Linked DNA regions of Homo sapiens: region 2 is linked to region 1. The links are chromatin loops, found by intact Hi-C in ENCODE. Cell type or tissue: dorsolateral prefrontal cortex. All regions are shown on one strand. Links, peaks and the distances in the headings refer to the core of each region. The heading gives the core; the rest is flanking DNA.

Region 1 (6,052 bases), core at 3,553-6,052:
CTGCAGAGCAGAAATGTTACGGTGTTCATTCAGTGAACTCTTCCCTAGTTTTTAATCTTTGTATTTTCTGCGTATACTTCAAGCCACCAGTAACTTTCCCAGTTACCAAGAAACAGTGTAACACAGGTCGCTATTTGTTTTGTTCGGAATTTACGAGCAATTTAACCACACGTGATTAGCAACATTAAGGGGGCTCCTCCAGGCAAAGAATCCACAGAATGAGAGGCCCTTGGTACCCAAATGAAGCAACAATGAAAGATCGGCGAAGCTCAGCAAGGTTCCTGAGCGCCACGGACGCCTGCTCTGATTTCAGGTTGCCGGCGCGCGCCCGCGGGTCTGCCTTTATGGACGAGGCGCAAGAGGGATCCAGGAAAGACGGTGCCCTTAGAGACTCGGAGATTAGCGTGGGCAACCCTGCCACCAGCTGCCCCTGCCACCAGCCGCCCCCACAACAAAAAGGAGGAAACGCTCCGCATCCCGTCACCAGGACAACTCTGTAACCCGACACCGAGGCTCAAGATTCCGCATCCCGGGCAGCGAACACAGGAGAAAAGCACATCGCGGCCCGGCCGCGGGGCTCCAAGGCGTCCGTGCCGCCGCTGTTCCTGGGGTGCCGAGAGCGACGCGGGGTCCACCCTCTCCGCCGGCCCGAGGTCCGAAGCTCGGCCCGCCACCGCTCCCGGCCGGCGCCTCCCGCACGTGGCGGCCGTGATTGTCCCGGGGCGGTATCCCTCCGCGCCCCCGCCTCAGTCTCCCCCCGCCCTTCCCGGGACCCTCCGTGCCCGGGCGCCGCGGAAGGATCGCACGCACGCGCGCGCGCACGCCCAGCCGTGTCCGCGGAAAACGGAGGGCGCTGCGGTAAGGAGCAGCCGCCACAGGCACAGCCGCTTCGCAGCCTCCCGCCGCTGGTTTGTCAGCCCCGCGGCTGCGGGCGGCCGGGCGGCCGAGCGCGCTCTGAGGTTCGTCCCTCATCGCTGAACCCGCGTCCTCCCGCCGCAGCTCCTCGGGGAGGGGGGCGGTCGGTGCCTGCGCAGAGCCGCCTCCTCCCCGCCCCCGCCCCGCCTCCCCCCGCGCCGCCGCCGCCCGCTACCGCCGCCGCCGCCGCTGCGCCTGCTGCTCCTCGCCGTCCGCGCTGCAGTGCGAAGGGCTCGAAGATGGCCGGTTGGCAGAGCTACGTGGATAACCTGATGTGCGATGGCTGCTGCCAGGAGGCCGCCATTGTCGGCTACTGCGACGCCAAATACGTCTGGGCAGCCACGGCCGGGGGCGTCTTTCAGAGCATTACGGTGAGGACCAGTGGCGGCCGGTACCCTGGTCCCTGCACCGGAGCGGGGTGGCCGGCCGCGGGGGCACCGCAGCGCGGGGCTGGAACACTGAGGGCCGAGCCCGCAGGTGTGCTAGGCAGCGGGCGCCGAGGATGCGGCTGCCGGGCGGGCGGGGAGGCCGAGGCCCGGGGACGCCCCCTCACCCGGGGCTGCGCTGACAGGCTGGGGGCGGCGGCCGGACTCCTTGCTGGCCCTGGCCGGGCGCCCCCGGCGTTCCCAGCGTCGGTCCAGGTGCCCGGGTTGGGGGAGGGGGCACGCACCGGCCAGGGCAAGGGGAGGGGTTCCTTTTTTCCTCCTAGTGCGGTTCCCCTAGGTTCTCTTGAAGCCCTGAGGTTTGCTATGCACGTTCTGGGGTGGAAGCGGGGGTCGGGGATCCGGGCTGGGGCGCGCGGGCCCCGGGTGGAGGTCCCTAGGCTCTCTGGCCGGCTCTTGCTCCGCGGACAGCGCGCCTCCCGCGCCTCCGGCTGTGGGAGGCGGCGGCCCCGGCCCGGCCCCCGGGATTCTCGAAGCGACTTTGCGTAGGTTTACCGATGTCCAGGCCTCTGGGGCTTGCGAGAGATGTACGCCGACCGCGTAGGTGGATTCGTGAATCTCGACTTCAGCTCTAGCTCTATAGGTTGTTTTTTTTTTTTTTTTAAATTCTCCAAGATGGCGAACTGCCATTGATTTCTCTTCTCATATGGAGATTCATCGATATACGGTTATCCCCAGTTATGCAACATAGCTCAAAAAAGGGGTGCTTTTCGGGGGCTTTCAATTATCTGCGAAGACCAGGAGCACACTTCACTTCTCTAAGTCCCTCCCTCTTTAGTGGTGGCAGTAAAGGAACTAATGCAGTTTTATGCTTCACATTGCCTGATTTTCTTGAGACTTGATGGTTTTGAGTTGGTTGCAATATGTTTGGAGAATATTTGCCACAAAACCTCCAGCTTATTGTTTTGCCTGTTTCTGCCCAAGGCTGTTTCTAAAATTATGATAATTGTACTAAATACGAGACCATTCTCTTTATTTCTTAGCACCACGCTCCCTTTCCATTAAGCACCAAAATTCAGGTCCCCTATTAAGGGTGCTAATTATTCTTTTACCACTTAACATGGTTTAAAGTCTAACTTTAGAACTCAGTCCTTGATAGTAGTACTTTAAGGTCTCGTATACCCGCAGTGGACTACAATTCTTGTAGGGAATTGGCATCTGGTCATCAACTTTTTTCCTGCAGTCCTCTTGTCTTTGTGTGTGAGTTCCCGCTGTCTGACTAGGAAGATTGCGGGAGTGTGCTTGGAAATGGCTGGGGCCTGCTATGACTCTGCAGTTCTGATGGGGGCGACGCCTTCCTTCTTATTCATGGAATGTTAGAATGCACGTTTTCTCCTTTCCGGTTCTGGTGGCTACCTCAGTTTCTTTCCCAATCTCCCTCCATTTTTTCTGTTTTACTATTGCCTACCGCAGTGCTGTAGACAGAATCCACTTTGCGTTTGCCCAGAAAGAAAACTGATTACTGAGATGGGAGGGGAAGGGAAGTTGGAAAGAAACGGGAGTCGTGGCTAGAAAAATAGGAGGGAAATATGAATTTGGAAAAGCACTGATGTCCAGGGGTTGAAGTCCATCTCATCACGTATATTTCTAGTTACTCTAAGCAGAGAAGTGAACACATCAAAGAACAGGCTTTATTTTGGGAGACTTTGAAGCAACTTTAAATTTGATGAAACATGATTTACTGTAATGGGACTGAATATGATAGACCAGCTTTGTTCAGAGTTGATAGCTGAATTTTTACCATTACGTGAACACTTTCAGGCACCAGCTGACTTAATACAGTTTATAAATAACTCTTTAAGTTTGCACTTTGTCTAGTGTCAACTGTCAACTCTTTACAGTTTCTTTGTATAGACTGGTCTTGGTTAAGAGACGACATCATTAACTGAAGTCAAATCAACTCATGTAAAATATGTGATTATATAGGATTAAATAATTATTTAGAAAAGACTGAATCTTGGTTTTACATTAGTGAAATGTGGCTATCTGGCAGTGGTAGCATAAGCCTAGCTACAGCCCTTCCTGTTACATCAAGCCCTAAAAGGAGTTAACTACAACTTAATGTGTGTGTGTTTTTTTTTTTTCTTTTTGGTGGGGGGCAGCCAATAGAAATAGATATGATTGTAGGAAAAGACCGGGAAGGTTTCTTTACCAACGGTTTGACTCTTGGCGCGAAGAAATGCTCAGTGATCAGAGATAGTCTATACGTCGATGGTGACTGCACAATGGACATCCGGACAAAGAGTCAAGGTGGGGAGCCAACATACAATGTGGCTGTCGGCAGAGCTGGTAGAGGTGAGTAAGGCATTCTTTTGGTTAAAGTTGCATGCCACATTACAACTTATTAAGCAGTTTCTTTTAACATTTTGAATAAAAGTTAGTCCATAATGGCTATTAAGGTGGTTTTTGTGAACTGCCCAGCACTATGGAGAAGCACTGCTTTAGTTTTACCTACTCTACAGCATCTATGACCTGGCCTCTTAGATCCTGATTTTGTTTCTACGATAGAATATTCGTATGAACTCACTTTCAGCTTTATTAAACTTAAAAGTCTCTTAAACTGCTTGACATGTCAAATCATAATCCTGTGGTGTTTCAGATTGTTAAATTGTTCGAATCACTTGGTTATTTTAGTCCCTTTTGGTGTGTGTTTGACCTTTGGATCTCTTTTCTTTTTTTTCTTGCTTGTATTCTAACCATTTCACTACTCAGCATAAAGAAGGAAAAATTAACATCCGTTCATTTTTCAGTTAGGAACTTTGCTGGGGAAAAGATAATTAGATGAGGATTTTGGAGTAAGTTGTCCATTCACTGAAATATTTTCAAAGATTGTGTCTGAGACTTAGATTTGAAAAGTAGGAAATTACATTTAGTTTGTATACTTGGTCCAGAAATTCAGGTGTCTCCAGACTGTTGTCAGCATTATAGAAACTCTTAATTGCACTAAAGAAGTCTCCCTACTTTTTCAAAATAAACTTTTGAAATTGAGTTTTATTATGACATCTAATTGATTTACAAATACATTTTAATGTGTTAACGCATACGAATATTTTGTAAATAGAGAGTGCTTCTGTAGCCTCACATAGCTGACTTGGCACATCTAATTTTAATAACAGCTCTACCATGTGAGGGGAGTTGAAGCTGCTGTGAGTTATAATTAATGCTATGGCTCTACCAGCTCCCTGTGATTATCCTAAAAGTTACTCGTATTCTGGTGTGAGTTGATGTTTATAAGGATTTATAAGAAAATTAGATGACTTTGAAATAGTGACAAATCTCTTTAAACCTTAGCTGCACTATACGCTGAAAAGAAGCGTCAAACACAAGACAAAAAACCAGAATATTTTATACGATACAGCACTACTGACATCTAGTGGTAGTGAATATAAAATTTGACATATACATATATTTTGGGTTATACACCTTTGAATTGCATCATAGAAGAGCAATTAGAAATCGTAAACCTATTTTTTTAGACGCAATTAAAAACAAGGCTACTACGGTGAAGTTATCAGTAAGCAAACACCTTAAATAATTTAATTTGGCCTTTTCTGAATGATACTGAGTATGCTACTTAAAATTTGATCTTCATTTTCCTCTGGAAATAATAGATACATTTAGCCTCACTGGTAAAACTTAATAGTTTAAACTTATCAAGCATGTTAAAATTTGGGGAGAGTTTGTAAGTAAGTAACTCCCCAGGTTTATTAAGTTTATATTTTGGGGGCAAGTAATAACATGTACTTGACATCAGCCAGAATTTTTTTGCCCTAAAATAGAAGACAAATGGTCACTTTTTTTTTTTTCTGTAGCTAGTGTAAAGATAGTTGTATAGAACTTTTGCTTGCATTGATTGGCTTCCAAGATGCAGTCAAGTTTACTATTTTCTGTTTAGTATATTACTAGTTTGAAAGTTCTTTTTGGAAACCTACTTGACTTCAGTGCTTGGCAGTTCATGGAAAACTAACTTAATGTTAACTTATTAATCCGGGTTCTGTCTGCTAAAACTTATGTGACTTTCTTGATTAACACTTCTTTTGAAACACTTTTCTTCTTTCTCTTTCAGTCTTGGTCTTTGTAATGGGAAAAGAAGGGGTCCATGGAGGCGGATTGAATAAGAAGGCATACTCAATGGCAAAATACTTGAGAGACTCTGGGTTCTAGCTGCTAGGCAGACTGTTAAGTATTAGGGGAAAATTGCTCTTAAACTTTCCTAGCTATAAGCTTAAGTCTTAATTCTGGAAATTTTATTAGCAATGCAGGGTGATGGGGTATGAACCTGTGTCTCCTTTGTATCCCTCTGTTGGTGGGGAAAGGTGTCTTTCTTTCTGCCCTCCCCCCCCAAAATAATTCTGTTCACTTTTGTTTTGTTTCCTTGTGTACTCCAGCATTGGTTATAGTCATGGGAAAGGAAGGTGTCCACGGAGGCACACTTAACAAGAAAGCATATGAACTCGCTTTATACCTGAGGAGGTCTGATGTGTAAGCAGCCTCTCCCCATCTACCTAGCAACTGTCTTCATCAACAACCCTAATTATGGTCACAATGCTACCAAACTGTAGATGGTAGCTAATTTTTCTTTACCTATTTTCTAATGTCATGATTCCTGTTTGCCCAATGGATCATTTGTATGTTAACCACTGTATGTAACCAACCCTTATCTGGCAACATAATTGCAGCACAATAATGATTTG
Region 2 (7,043 bases), core at 1,860-4,359, 200 kb after region 1:
ACCAGCATTCACACTTTTGCTATACATAAAGTGTAACGGGTATAGCTGGGGCAGGAGGAGGGTTGGTTCAGAGAGGCAGGCGGTCATTTTAATGTGTTAATACAGCCATCAGCTTCTCAAATACATAAATTGCACTAATCTGTAGGTTTAATAGTACTTTAGAAAAGTGCCCCCTCATGGGTGATTTAATCATGTTTTGCAGAAGCCAACACACCAGGAGGTCTGAGGCTCTGTGAAGTGATGGATTAGAAGAGCAGATTTTACAATTTTATAAAATATTCTAATATTTTATACTAATTTCTATTGTGGGGTAGTGATATTTCTTTTTCCATGTTCTGCATCCAAAGAAATAGCTGTGTTGCTTTGTTACTTTTAATAGTGTATATTTATTTAATACTTTACGGCAGACACTGTGTTATATTTATTACCTCATTTTATGCTTGTAACAATTTGATGAGGCGGACACTTTTTAATCTTATTTTACACATGAGGAAACTAAGATCAGAAAACCTGCCCCATGTTGGCTGGGCACAGTGGTTCACACCTGTAATCCCATTACTTTGGGAGGCCAAGGTGGGCAGATCACTTGAGGTCAGGAGTTCGACACCAGCGTGGCCAACGTAGCGAAATTCCTGTTTCTACAAAAAATACAAAAATTAGCCAGGTGTGGTGGCTCGCACCTGTAATCCCAACTACTGAGGAGGCTGAGGCAGGATAATTGCTTCAACTCGGGAGGTGGAGGTTGCAGTGAGCCAAGATTGCATCACTGCACTCCAGCCTGAGCAACAGAGCAAGACTCTGTCTGGGGAGGGGGGATGGAGGAAGAAAACCTGCCCCATGTCACACAAATAGCAAGGGCAGAACTGGGTATTGAATTGTAACAATTTAACTCTAGTGTTCATGTGCTTGACCATCTATACTTGACTTCATCTTTAAATAAAATCTAATAGCTCAGAGAATGTACATGATCAGACTTAAAAGCTCCTTGTATTTCCCCATGCATGATATTTTTCGAGGATTTAATTTTTATAAGAAAGATGACCACTTCAAGGAAACTATTTACACGTGCATAGTAGGATAATGTGTATAAGCAGGACTTGTGCAGTTTAACCTGTATGTCACTATATGCCTTTTCTAAAAATATTTTAAGGTAAAAGTTAAGAAGAAATAAACATTCAACTAGAATATTTCATGAGCATTTAGTGTAACTACATTTGTCTGTTTGCTGATTTTCTAAACACCCCCTCCCCACTTGTTTCACTCATTTAGGTATCAGAAAAGGGTAGCCCTGTACATTGCTGCTTTTTGTGGGTACATTGAACTCACTGAATGGGCCCTGAAGCAGGGTGCGCGGCCCCACGAGGCAGTCGGTGTTCACCCCTATCGAGCATGGTGCCATGAAGCCCTTCATGCAGATGTCTCTAAATGCCCCATTCATGCAGCCGCAGAAGCAGGCCAACTGTTGATTCTGAAGGCCTTTGTCAACTACAGTGTGCTGTGCCTGGAATGCAAAAATGCAGCAGGACAAACTCCCCTGACCATTGTGTTCAAACACAAGCATAAAGACTGTGTATTATATTTGCTCAGTAAAATGTGGTCCACAGTTTCTTTTCCAAAAATTTCAGTCCCAATGAGGATTTATATTAAAATAAAACAATGGATCCTCAGAGCTCAGAGTCACAGTCTTCATAAAAGCCAGTTTTGTGGAGCAAGGGTCTTTGGGGCAAAAGTTGGAGACACTGTGATGGTGGATGGTTTCACCAAACCAAAAATGACCTCCAAGAGCTGGCATAAGGCTGGGAACAGCGACTCACAAAGCATCGTGCTCAAGCTACCATCTCTCAGCAAACAAACTGCAAGCAGCAAACCTGTCAATCCTTTGGCAATTTCACAGCCGGACACAAGAAAACAAGCCCTCAAATTTCATCCACTGGTGAATGCAAGTTCATTCTCTGAATTACAAAAACATCAACAACAAAATCAGAAAAAAATTACTGCCACAGCTAGGAAAAAAGAAAAGCTCATAAAAAACACATATCTTCCCCAAGTCCCCCTCCCTCCAGTTTCAAGAGTGGGATATTCACATCCATCGTTTTTCTATGCAACACCCAGTGCTGACTTTTTACTGAAGTCCTCCTTCTCATCTTTCTTAGAGCACAGTGGGAAGACTCCATGGGAGAACGCAATCTACTGCTTAGCTGTGGCAAGGTAATGTTCTCCCCTTAAACATACAAACAGCAAAGCTTTTATAAGGCAGGTCCAGGATAAGGAATGGTCCATAATGCCCTACTATGCCACTGAAAGTAATACAAGTTGTTCCAGTGCATCAATACCCAGCTTCAAGGACCTCATCTTAGCCTCATCACTAGGACAAAATGAATTAATATTATTGGCCAATCCAATCTGTGCAGTACTTTACTCCTCAAACTTTCAGGAGGGAAAGAAACACAGTAGAAAGAATTGTATCAATTCTCAAGGTCCCTTGCTGCTGCTGCTGCTGCTGCTGCTGCTGCTGCTGCTGCTGCTGCTGCTGCTGCTGCTGCTGCTTTTCTTTTTTCTTTTTGTTTGAGACAGGGTCTCGTTCTGTTGCTCAGGCTGGAGTGCAGTGGTGCTATCACAGCTCATTGCATTCTTGAATTCCTAGGCTCAAGCAATTCTCCCATCTCAGCCTTCCAAGTAGCTGGGACTACAGGCACATGCCACTATATCTGATTGATTTTTTTTTTCTGTAGAGATGAGGACTCACCATGTTGCCCAGGTTGGTCTCAAACTCCTGGGCTCAAGCGATCCTCCCACCTTGGCCTCCCAAAGTGCTGGGATTACAGGCATGAACCACTGTGCCTAGCCTGCTAATGCTTCTTCTTTTTCCTCCTCTTCCACTTCTTTGTCTTCCTCTTCTTCTTCTAAAGCTAATAAAACATTAATTGTAATTAGAGGGGAAAGAGAGAAAACTGAAATATGGGAGGGAGACATAAAAAGTGTCATAGAAAACTAAATGGTAATGAAAATGGGAAGAAAGAAAGGAACACATTAATGACAAATTGAATGATTAAAGACTTGAATTGACTGACTAGGCAAGATACACATATGGGGTGAGATCTGTATTGGACAGGGTGCTAGAATTGACATTAATATTTACAGTGAGTTAAAAGGTAATCCTTAGCACATCTAAAGAGATAAGAAAGTGTATCGGAATTAGATGTTTAAGGTACACAACTCTCTGATTAGAGCTCAGATCCCATCCATTACTTATGAGGTATTATTTGATGCAAATTTTACAGTTAGAAATATAGATTTACAAGCGACTTTTCCCTTTACTCAATATAATGAGAAGTAAAGAAAAAACAAGGCTAGATTGTTCTACTTGCTTTTCTGTACTGGTCTTTAGCTCAGCTCAACTTTATTTCAGTTAGGTTGTTGCCACCTTGTGGTGAGAGTAATTTGGGCTGTAAAACTCAAAATTCAATATCCAACAGAGTGAGGTTGACAATAGAGGAAGACACTTAATAGCTTAATAGTCTCAATCTTTGTAATTTGTGAGATATCTCTGACTAGAATGTATAAAAAGAGATCACCAAAAATTCTAGAAATATACTAGGAAAATTATTAATTGAAAAAACTACATAGTCCCTCTTAAAATAAGGCTGTAAACAAGAAAGGAAATATTGATTTGTTTTATCAACAGATACATGCTAAAAATGAGTTTATTTTTCAAACATTCAGTAAGTGTTTACTATAGCCCAGTGCTGTGCCCAGCAGAATGGAAATGTGCATGAAAAAGCATCTGTTTTTAAGGTGTGTGTGTGTGTGTGTGTGCATGTGTGTGTGTGTGGTTTTAGATAAGAAAAGCTGACAGTGTCTGTTGTTGTATACAGTGCTTTCTTGGGGAGGAAATGAGTTATGAAATATATAGTAAAATCCATAAGGACCACTAATCTCACATATATGGCTTGTTGAATTTTTATGTTTTCATACAAGCACTACTCAGATCAGATGCAAACTATTTCCAGCACCCCCCAAAATTTCCTTCATGCCCCTTGCCAGTCATGATCCTTCCCGGATGTAACTATTATTCTCATCTCTATCACCGAAGATTACTTTAGCCTGTTCTTGAACTTCATATAAAGGGCACATATGGCATATACCTTTGATATTTTGCTTTTTTTGTTCAACACATTGCCTATAAGATTCATCAGTGTTTTTGCATGTATTGATTGTTCTTATTTCTATGTAGCATTCCATTTGTATGCAGTATTCCATATCCTAATTTATTTATCTATTTTCCTACTGATGGACATTTAAATTGTTTCTAATTTAGGGGCTACTTTGAATAAAAATGCATGATTGTTCTTGCATATGAGTTTTGGTGGACATCTGCGTTCACTTCTCTTGACTCTATACCAAGGAATAGAATTGCCGGGTCATAGGATAAATTTATGTTTAGCTTTAGTAAACATTTCAAAACACTTTTTAAAAGAGACTACCAGTGTGCTTTTTTTTTTGTAGCTACATTTCATAAGGATTGGAATTATTAATGAGTGGCAATTTCAAGGTCAAGAAAGAAATTTCTAGAGAAAACATTTTGTTAAAGTGTTATTCTGTGAAGGAAAGAGAGAGAGGAAAGAAGGAAAGAAAATAAGGAAGGAAGGAAAGAGAGAAAGAGAGGAAGAAAGAAGGAAGGAAGGAAAGAAAAAGAAAGAAAGAAGGAAGGAAAGAAAGAAAGAGAGAGGAAGGGAGGAAGGGAGGAGAGGAGGGAGGGAGGGAGGAAGGAAGGGAGGGAGGGAGGGAGGGAGGGAAGGAAGGAAGGGAAAGGAAGGAAGGGATTAATGCAGAAGGGAGACCCATAGGGGGAGTGGTGGTCAGTCTGACCGCACATTTACTCTGGCAGTGTTACTCCTAGCAAATCCTCTTTCCATTTCTCTTTTCTCAATATTTTTCTCTTTCCTGTATTCACACCCTCCACTTCCCATCCATTTCTGCCCCCTTTCCACTGAATCTTTCCCAGGATCTGTTCCACCTTCCTTTGTTGGTGGGCTGTGGAAGGGAAGGAGAGATCTACAATCTCATGACCCTGCAGTCTTCTTGATCGAGTTCAAGTTCCCCATAGAAGTCACAAAAGCACTTACATCTACCTGAAGTAGACAGTCAAGGCAGGCAGTCAGGTGGTCTGAGCACCCCTCTAAATGACCAGTGCAGCTCTTGTACCACAAAGACACAAACATGAGGAATGGATGGACGCTATCTTGATGGCTACATGCACCATCACCAAGCTAGTGTCATAGCCAGGAAATGGGGAAGAACCTAATGTAATCCTTCATGATGCTGACCCAGGGATCAGGTGGGTAAAGTGACCATCAGATGTTCCTGTTTTACAGAAAGGGGAGTCTCCCAAAGCAGACAAGTCATCTGGCATCATGTGAAAGTACTTGTTGGACCACATGTCATTCAGGAACTCCTACCTTTAGATTCATAAAACTAAACCTCTCAGGGTTGACTCCAAGATGGCATTATGCAGTTAACACAGATCAAGCGCTAATGTGGGTTTGGGTTGGTGAGTAAATGTGGCTGGTGTAGACAGTCACTGAGGCCAGAAGGTCACATAGAGTCTCATTCCTCAGCCTAGACGTCAGTAGGCTTTACACAGGTCAAAGAATATCTGTAAGGTGTGTCTAGAAAATAGCTTTCCTTATTGCTCATTGTCCAATTCCAGAGAGGTTTATGTGACCTGGGAGTCCAGTTAAGTAAAGATTCAAATGTAAGGGATTGATCCAGAAGGCTGAGAGTTTGAGTGGACTGAGAATAGATGATAATCTCAAATGTTATGAGCTTTGCTGGGCTCTTGTACTCTGGATACAAGTACAGCTCTTTGTTTTTATTCTTTATTTAAAAAGGCATATCTTGTATGTTTTAATCACCTTTTGTATCTCCAGCACATAGAATAGTGCTTGCCATAGAGTAAGTGCTCAATACGCATCTTTTTCTTAAGGTAAACAGTTTTTGAATGAATGCAGAAAAGCCAGGTTTCAAATGCCAGGGAGAGAATCAGGATAGGCTCTGAGCCTAGGAAGAGCAAGGATATGCATCAGAACAGGAGAGGACTTCAAACTAAGTCTGGTGGGATACAGGGAAAGGCTGAAAGTGCCTGAATGATTTCTTTAAGACTTAACACCTAATTTTATGGGCTGCATGGATGGGTTAACTCAGTTTAGAGGGCACAGAAAGACACAGCCATTGAGGTAAAGCAAGAAGTTAATCTAGAACAAAGAAGTTGAATCAGGCAGACATAGACCTGGTTCAAATGTTGGAAACACTATGGTACTTTTATACAGGGTTACTCCTAATAGATTGAGTGAAAGCCTTTTAGAAATACCAGACTTTGCCAGACAACATGGGCAGAGGTGAGGTAAAGGATCCAGGCAGAGCTAGTAACATGGTCAAAGGCACTTTTGTGAAAGAGCAAGCAAGAAATTGAATTTTCAGGAAGGTACGTGGATTTGCAAAAGTCATCCTAGGCAATAAGGAAGAACTGGCTGGAGATAAGACTGGCAAAGTAGACTGCATCTACACTAAGAAGCATCTTGTGTGACCAAGTGAAGAGTTTGCTTCTTATTCCCCCTTCCATGGGGTAGGAGGTAGGTGGGAAGCTCATAGAAGTTCTTTTTCATGAAGTAAGTTCCATAATCAGTTTTTGTTTGTTTTTGAAGACAAATCTGATAGAGATGTATGGAAGACTCGTTGGAAAGATGTGGAAAGACTATAGTAAAGGTAGGAAGCTGCAAAAAGAGAAATAAGAGAAAATAAAGACCTGGACTAGAACAACAGTAGTTAGGGAAAAGAGAAAAGGCCAAATACAAGAGATATTTCTGGGGAATAATCCACAAAATTTGGTCACTGACTGGGTGTGGAAATAGAGAAAGAAGGAATTTAGTTTCGTTTCTAGCTTTGGAGATGGTGAGGATAGCAAAATCGAAGTGTTAGAACAAGGAAACAGAAGTGGGACAAGTTTAGGAAGAAGATAAAGATATGTTAAATTAGAAGTGTCT

The links. A loop is a pair of places that touch in the nucleus more often than their neighbours do. Peaks named below come from ENCODE experiments on the same cell type or tissue, not always from the same donor. Only the 100,000 strongest peaks of a DNase experiment are listed, where the experiment ranks them.
Region 2: it touches region 1 in a loop (11-fold over the local background); 10 of 110 quality-filtered maps call a loop at or near these places.

The regions. Positions count from the first base shown.
Region 1 is chr3:149,965,959-149,972,010 of GRCh38, reverse strand. PFN2 (profilin 2) reads left to right here and starts at 1,116. Exons shown (of 3, transcript NM_053024.4): 1 at 1,116-1,286; 2 at 3,461-3,653; 3 at 5,425-6,052. The coding sequence starts at 1,155. The coding sequence ends at 5,522. LOC646903 (a long non-coding RNA gene) reads right to left here and starts at 732. Exons shown (of 1, transcript NR_036538.1): 1 at 1-732. RefSeq lists enhancers at 1-383, 384-915 and silencers at 761-820, 1,051-1,130, 1,341-1,580, 1,591-1,640, 1,661-1,920. In dorsolateral prefrontal cortex, for the core only: CTCF peaks have their summits at 4,528 and 4,727 (motif pointing left); no DNase peak of the experiment used is centred there; H3K4me3 peaks cover 2,254 bases.
Region 2 is chr3:149,762,322-149,769,364 of GRCh38, reverse strand. ANKUB1 (ankyrin repeat and ubiquitin domain containing 1) reads left to right here. Exons shown (of 6, transcript NM_001144960.3): 5 at 1,270-2,208. Among named protein-coding and RNA genes, the nearest start is that of COMMD2, 13 kb to the right of the region's middle. In dorsolateral prefrontal cortex, for the core only: CTCF peaks have their summits at 3,214 and 3,415 (motif pointing left); no DNase peak of the experiment used is centred there; H3K27ac peaks cover 1,670 bases.